Regions from separate parts of the Homo sapiens genome. Here region 1 is linked to region 2. Evidence: read pairs that join two places in POLR2A ChIA-PET (ENCODE). Cell type or tissue: PC-3. All regions are shown on one strand.

What was found. Peaks named below come from ENCODE experiments on the same cell type or tissue, not always from the same donor. Only the 100,000 strongest peaks of a DNase experiment are listed, where the experiment ranks them.
Region 1: POLR2A ChIA-PET joins it to region 2 with 5 read pairs; 1 of 35 experiments calls an interaction of 5 or more read pairs at or near these places.

What each region holds. Positions count from the first base shown.
Region 1 is chr20:15,704,674-15,708,673 of GRCh38, forward strand. The region is part of intron 8 of MACROD2 (mono-ADP ribosylhydrolase 2); the gene reads left to right. Among named protein-coding and RNA genes, the nearest start is that of MACROD2-AS1, 780 kb to the left of the region's middle. In PC-3, no CTCF peak of the experiment used is centred here; no DNase peak of the experiment used is centred here; H3K27ac peaks cover 910 bases.
Region 2 is chr20:16,104,982-16,108,981 of GRCh38, forward strand. No RefSeq gene overlaps it. Among named protein-coding and RNA genes, the nearest start is that of KIF16B, 470 kb to the right of the region's middle. In PC-3, no CTCF peak of the experiment used is centred here; DNase peaks (open chromatin) are centred at 1,400 and 1,680; H3K4me3 peaks cover 1,017 bases; H3K27ac peaks cover 2,514 bases.

The DNA.
Region 1 (4,000 bases), 400 kb before region 2:
GGAACAACTTTTGAGTAGCAAGGTGCTAGAAGATGGACATAAAATGGACATAAAATAGAATAGGAGTTGAAAGTAGATGGAAAATAAAAGTAGTGAAGAGAATCATGGCTGTGTTCAATCAGTAGTACTGGCAAGGCATAAATATTTGAAGTCACGAATCACTCAAGTATTTCTTTATTGCTCTTTGGTACTGCCCATTATCTTTATACATGCATGTATGTTTTACCTCTTCCAGCCTTGATTATAGGCCCCTTTAGGATTGAAGGTGTTCCAGTCACCCATAGAGGTGAAATATAGTTCCCTTTCTGGAGTAGTTGCTCAATAAATGTGTACTGCTTGATTACTCTGCTGCTAATTCTCACGGTCATTTATTAATTTCTATTATTACTTCCCCAAGTTTTCTCCTTTCAAAATATTATAGGAAATTCAAAATACCTTTCTATTATAAATTGATGTGTTTTATTTACAGTTCCTTATGATATATAATACAATTCCTCATAAAAAAATAAAATTTTAGTTGGTCTAAATACCAGGTAAATTAACATGATCAAATTAATAGAAAAAGTATCATGCCCAGGTAACATGTCAGACCAATTAAATCAGTCTTTGAGAGAGGATTCAGGTATTGGTATTTTTTAAAGCCCCATGGGTGATTCCAGAGTGAAGCAAAAGTTGAGGATCACCAGTTTAATTATCATCCTACTATATTTTAAGATAGAATAATTATACTTTATTTTTTATTGTGCCCCAAAGCATTTTTTTTTTAAATGGAGTCTCACTCTGTCGCCCAGGCTGGAGGGCAATGGTGCGATCTCAGCTCACTGGAACCTCGGCCTCCTGGGTTCAAGCAGTTCTCCTGCCTCGGCCTCCCCAGTAGCTGGGATTATAGTCACCCTCCACCACGTCTGGTTAATTTTTGTATTTTTAGTAGAGATGGGTTTCACCATGTTGGCCAGGCTGGTCTTGAACTCCTAGCCTCAAATCTCAGCCTCCCAAAGTGCTGAGATTACAGGCACGAGCCATGGCACCCAGATCCAAAGCATCTTTTACAACATGTAATTTGGAAATATCAATGAAGACCAATTCAGAGAAAAATGTTTACCTTCCTTTTTTTTTCTTACAGGATGTAGCTGCTTCAATTTATAAATAAGTATAGATATGCTATAGTAATTTTTGAAATTCTATAGCAAACTAACTTTTCCATAAATGAATATGGTTTCTTAATTATCCCAAGCTTGTTAATGTAGGTTGTACTTTTTTTCTTTTAGCAAACACATCAGATCATTTTGCCAAATTATCCAAGTCATTTTAAAAACATAAAGATATTTTGCAAATATTTTATATCTGCCAGTCAAAGTCAGTCTTGGTCCTAAATAGGATGTTGTTACATGCCTGCCTTATAAATGTTAGCATCACGGAAAGCATTTTTGTTTAATTTAGAAATGTTTGAGCTCAGAGGAAATAAGGATACTTATCTCGTTTACTCAGCTTTAGTAACTGCAAAAGGCAGAATAAAGGTAGCTTGCTGGAGTTGCTAGAACCCACATACAGTCAGAATATATGACCTCTCCTTTAAGCTCTGCCTCTTACTAGCTGGGTGACCTTTGGCAAGTCTCTTAACTTCTGTTAGTCTCCATTGCTTCATTTGTAAAGTGAAAGGGTTGAAGTAGACGGCACATAAGATTCTTATACCTGGAAAGTGATGGGGTGAGGGACTACTAAGGTCCTTTGAGTGCTTCTTGGTTACGCACTGTGAGAAGTGATGGAAAATAATTCACACTCTCAAAAATTCCATGACTCTATAGGAGAATTTTCAAGTGAACAGGCACAAAGTCTCTAGATTGTTAAATTAAGCCTATGAAAAATGAAGGAACATAAAATAAAAAGAGAGTAATTGCATTGGTTCTGATTCTCTCATAGAAAAGGAATTTTACACGTCGTTAATTCCAATGCTTTGTATTACAGATGAGGAAACCGAATCCCAAAAAGTTCAAATAACTTTCTATTACTAACACATAAAATAGCACACTAATAGGGGATGAAAATTTATCCAGTTTAACAATCCAGTCCTTCATGTCAATCAAAAGCTTCTTTATCACCATCATAATTCAACATTTCATTCTGTATTGAGAAGGAGGTGGATCTAAGATTTATATTTATGATATTCATGATAATTCAGAGTTTCTGAAACTGACATCACAGGAAGATTTTCACAAGTGGGCCAGGATGTGATTCATGGGCCCTGATGTTACAAGTCCAGATTGGCAAACCAAGGGCTGCTATCAAAGGGACTAAGTTGGATGGCTTTCTGGATAAATATTTCTTTGTAGCTGGATTTACAAAGGTTATCAACCCTCCAGATAAAAAGTCATGGTTCTTCTATTGCCCTAAGAGTCATAGATAGTAAGTTACACAGTAACATATTCATTTTATGTATATACATACATACATATAGTCATGTATAGTAAATTACATGAAAACATCAGTGGTGCCATACACTCACCTGATCCTGGGTGACGGAAACGAGTATGAGGAATTTAAGTAGTCCTTCTCAAAGTCTTCCCCAGAGATCAATTAGCTCATCACCATTTTACCATGAGGGTATGCTCAGGGGAGATATGTAACTAAAGTCCTGATAACTTGTACCAGGTGACTGTAAATCATTCAGTATTCAGTTAGTCAACAAAATCAACAAATAATTATCATGCCTCTATAGTATACCAGGCACTTGCTGGGCACTGGGAATATGGTGATTAATAAATAAGACTGTCCATGCCCCCAGCTTCATATTCTAGTGGAAAGGGAAAGATATCAAAACATGTTTGCAAGGCTGGGCAAGGTGGCTCAGGCCTGTAATTCTACCACTTTGGGAGGCCAAGTCGGGCGGATTACTTGAGTTCAGGAATTTGAGACCAGCCTGGCCAACATGGGGAAACCCCGTCTCTACAAAAATACAAAAATTAGCTGAGCGTGGTGGCGGGTGCCTGTAGTCCGAGCTGTTTGGGAGGCTGAGGCAGGAGAATCACTTGAACCTGGGAGGCACAGAGTTTGCAGTGACCAGAGATTACGCCACTGCACTCCAGCCTGGGCAACAGAGTGAGACTCTGTCTCAACAATAACAAAAACAACAAATACTTACAAAACGTAAAAAAAAAAATCCCTTTAGATATTTATTAGTGTGATAAGAAAGATGAGAAAGCAAATGCCATAGAGAATAGAGGGTGAAGAGCAAAGGCTGCATGGTGTGAGTGGTCACCGAGTTCTTCTCTTAAAGGCAGTGATGCTTAAACTCAGTTGTGGAGAGGGACGCAGTGTCACCAAGTTCTGAGGGAAAAGTGTTTCAAGCAGAAGAAGCAGAAAATGCAGTGGTCCTGAGATGAGAATGAGGAGCTCTGCACTTCTGCCAGAAGAGGCATTGTAATAGTATTGGAGATTTGAAATCGTTATTTTACTCAGGCATTTATTAATTAATATATTATTTATTCATCAAAATACATGTTGAGACTACTGTATATCATGGCCTATTCAAGACCCAGTTCCCCTGCCCTTGTGCAGCTTAGTTCCTGGTGGGAGACACAGACAATAAATAATACCCATAGTAAAAAGCAAATTATATAATTTGTAGGAAAATAAGGACTATGGAAGGAAGAAAAATTTGGGTAAGGAGGACCAGGAGCCTGGGGATAGGGAGGTCAGGGAGGGCTTGGCTGAGAAGGTGACATGTGATGCAACTGAGGGATGTGAGGGAATTAGCCATGCAGGTAGGGGAAAGAGCATCCTGGGAAGTGGGGACAGAGCACAGACATGCTGGAGAAACAGCAAGGAAGTCAGGGAGGCGGAAACAGAGCAAGTGAGGAGAAGATAGTGGGAGGTCTCACCAGAGAGGGAGCCAGACCCTGTTCAATAATGCCTCGACTTGAGCCCAGCATGCTGGCTCACACCTGTGATTTCAGCACTTTGGGAGCGAGGCAGTAGGATTGCTTAAGGCCAGGAGTTCAAG
Region 2 (4,000 bases):
AACATCCTTTCCAGGACATCTGGTTTCTCAGCTCTATGAGATAAGGCCTATAAATTACTTTGTAATGGGTTTCACCTCTGAATACTCAGATGCAGGTTCAGCTTCAGGCAAAATTGCTATGTAGGTAAACCAAGCTTGGGTCTTCCACCTTTGCCTTTCCTAGCCCCTTCTCTTTTTCTATCCACAACCAACAATTCTCCAAGGAAGGCTTTGTTCATTGCTATTAAGTTATTTCAGCCCTGGAGGACAGCTCAACGAAGTGGCTGATTGAACTTGAATGTGTCTCCACCTCCTGAGGGTACATTTATTCTAAAAGAAGACAACTAGGCTGAGCCATGCTTAATACAGCAGAATGTGTCTTCAGAGATAGAATATTGAACCCTTGACCTCATTGAAAAACAGACCATATCTTTTAGATAATTACCTGTTTCTTTGGCATCAAGCTCTCTTTAACCCACATTTTATATATGTCTACCCCCTTTTGCCTTCCATTTCCTAAAGATATACAATATGGTAGGTGGCAAAAATGGCCCAAAATGCTTCCCCTTGCATCAAGAGGTGAAGTTTATTGTAGCAGCTCTTAAATCCAGGTTGGCCTGGTGATATGCTTTGGCTTAATGGGACATTAGAAACCTTGATGCTGGAAGAGACTTGAAAAATCCTTGAGCACTGGGGCTTGTTTTCATGCCAAGACTGCCATGTAATTAAGCCCACATGAGCAGCTTAAAAATGAGAAGCCACATAGAGGGGAATCCATGTGATTTAGCTATGAGTGAGACCATCCTAGTTCATCCTACCAGACAATTTGCCAAACGACCACAGATGAACAAGCCCAGCAGAGATCAGCCAACCTGGCCTAGACAGAAGAACCACCTAGCTGACCCCCAGAATTGTGAACTAAATAAATAGTTCCACTCATGTTTGGGTTGTTTGTTACACAGCAAAAGCTAACTGATACACTTGATTCTATTGACAGAGCGAGTCTCTGTCTCAAAAAAATAAATAAAGTTATATTGATTACATCTAAAGATTATCTGAAGAAAGAAATCATCTTGGAAATGTTACCTTCTCTGGGATGCCTTCCCTGAGCATCTGTCTTCCATGTAGCCTTAGCTCCCATGTAGGTTAGGCTGGTGACTGTTCAGATGTTCTACAAAATCAGTGTTTATGTCTGCCTAACACTTGTCTCTATAATTTCCAGTTATGTTTATCTGCCCCCCTCTACTCTCTGACTGAGAAATTTTAAAGGTAGAAACCATGTCTTAATTGTCTTTGTACTTCCAGCCCCTAACTCATTTATTCTATGTTATGTTGAGCTGCACAAATGAAATATTTGACTCAGATGAGCATGGGGAGGGAGGGTAGGGAAAGCAGCCAGCAATGCTTTGCATTAGTCACAAGCTGGAGCCTAGAATCTCCCCTGGAACAATCCACACCCACCAAACTCACAAAATCCAAATAAACTAATGCTTATCTGGCCCAGGACCTTCAGAACACAGAGGTCTTTGTCTTGTGAGAGATGGATTATCTACCTCTTTCATTTCATAAGAGTTTACAGGAAAAAAATGTTTTATTCAAAGATTTCAAAGATACCCATTTTACATTGTTTTTCTCATTTCACCTCCCATGATGAGACAGGAAGGGACTCTGTATGCCTATATGACACATCACAAATCCAGGATTACCAGTTTTACTTCTTTCCCCAAACCCCAGTTTCCCTTGGTCATAGGGAATAGCTGGACATAATAATGATAAAAAATAGTTCACCCTTGCCAGTTGTCACCGGGGGACCTGCATTGTACTCTAACCTGAGTCTCCATCACCTTGCCCGGTCATTACAATGCTCTGGGAATTTATTATGATACCCATTTTACAAACAAGGGCTCAGAGAGTCTAAGATGAAAAGATCCACACACAGGTGGAAGAGCCAGATCTTGCTAATTCGAAAACTGATGTTCTTAAACCACTGTGATGCTGAAATGTATGATCTAAAGGCTGTAGAGCTATTATCTTGATATCTTGTTTCCGTCACCCACCCCATGGAGCTGACCCACTTTGCAAAGGAAAGAGACAGGTGAAAGCTTCACCAAAGGTCACCCAGCAAGGGAAGGGATGGCTTCTGGCCAGGCAATGCCGCATCATTGTTTGGGCTATTATGAAGCTGTGATGCCTGACATGGCCCCTGCAAAGCTGCCACCTAGGTACACTGTTAGCAGAAAGAGTCAATGGGCGGTGGCAGGCAGTCAGACAGGACAGCAAAGAAGAAGATTAAAATAATTACAGCTCTAATTGATCAGCTCTGCTCAAGAGGAGATTAAAAGGGAAAAGGCATATTGAAGAAGGCACTCGACATCCGCCCTGGGCCAGATTCCATCTGCTACTGTAGCCAGCTCTCTCCCCTCCCTCCTGGCTCTCTGTCCAGCAGCCCCCACTGCAGAGCTCCAGGACACAGGCTTGATGAAAGTCATTCTTTGTGGAAGGCATCAGGCTGTGCTCCCGTGAAGAACTGGTTTCACAAACAGCAGGGAAGAAGCAGCTCCCAGCAGCAGATAGTGGCCTCCGTTGGCAATGCTCTAGCACGGAATTGCCAGCAGCATGTGGAAAAGGAAGAAGGAGATGACCAGAACGAGGCCAACAAGGGGCAGGGGACTGGGGCAGAAGATCAGCCTGCACCTTGTCATCTGATAACCTCAGCCTGGCATTAACAGCCTGGGCTCCAAGCAGCACTGGCTCTGGTTTCAGCTTAGCACACTTTCTGACTTAGCTTTTGGCTTATTGTCATTTAGGAGCAGGTCCAGGGAGCAGTTTTTCCTTGTCCCTAGCACCCTTATGTAGGAATTGTAGAGGAAGGGCAGAGGAAGGGATTGGGGCCAGGAAGGATAGAGGAAGGCCGATTAGGAGGGAGTAGCAGCAGCCCTGGCTTTGCCAAGGCCATCTGTTTACACAGAGTCTGAACAAGGTCAAGAGCAGGTGATGGGGGCAAGGAGCAGGAAGAAACCTGCAGGTCACCTTTCTTACATATAGGACAGGTGATCACACCTAGTGGAAGGGGAACTGGGTCAAACACTTATCTCCTGTGTTTAGGCTCACTTCTGACAGCATGGCATGCAAGAGGACCAGAATAATCAGAGACCATAAACCTCAAGGTTCACTTTTACTTTATATTACAGGGGCTCCAGCAAGCATTTGCGCTGGCTTCCAAAGATGGTTGGGCCAAGTGGTCAGGGCAGAGTCAGACATCCATCCACCACATGGACTGTGGGAGCTGAGAAAAAAATGAATCATTTTTCCCTCTCACTGCCAAGTATAAGCCAGTGTGTCTCAAACTGCAGGGTCCATAACAATCACCGGGGGATCCTTTTAAAATGCAGATTATGATTCAGAAAGTCCAACATGAAGCCTGAGATTCTCTATTTCCAACAAGTCCTGAGAGATGCTGAATGCTGCTGGTCCAGGGATCAGTTTGAAGAGCAAAAGCCTAAACCATACTAGAAATAGATTAAAGAGCCTAGATGGGGATCACTCTTAATAATGATAAACAGGTACTGGAGATAATGGCCTGCAGTTAGAATTAAGGTTCTCCAGGCTGGGCTCGGTGGCTTACACCTGTAATCCTGGCACTTTGGGAGGCCAAGGTGGGTGGATCATGAGGTCAGGAGTTCAAGACCAGCCTGGCCAAATGGTGAAACCCTGTCTCTACTAAAAATACAAAAATTAGCTGGGCATGGTGGCAGGAGCCTATAATCCCAGCTACTCAGGAGGCTGAGGTAGGAGAACCGCTTGAACTCAGGGGGCGGAGGTTGCAGTGAGCCAAGATCATGCCACTGTACTCCAGCCTGGGTGACAGAGTGAGACTCTGTCTCAAAAAATAAAAAGAAAATTAATGTTCTTTCTGTCCTTTTCCCTCCTCCCACCAATGGGCCATCCTGACATATTCAAGGCATAGCAGGGGAAAAACAGAAGCTATAGAGGTGAGAGAGCTGAGACTTGGCTGGGTCAG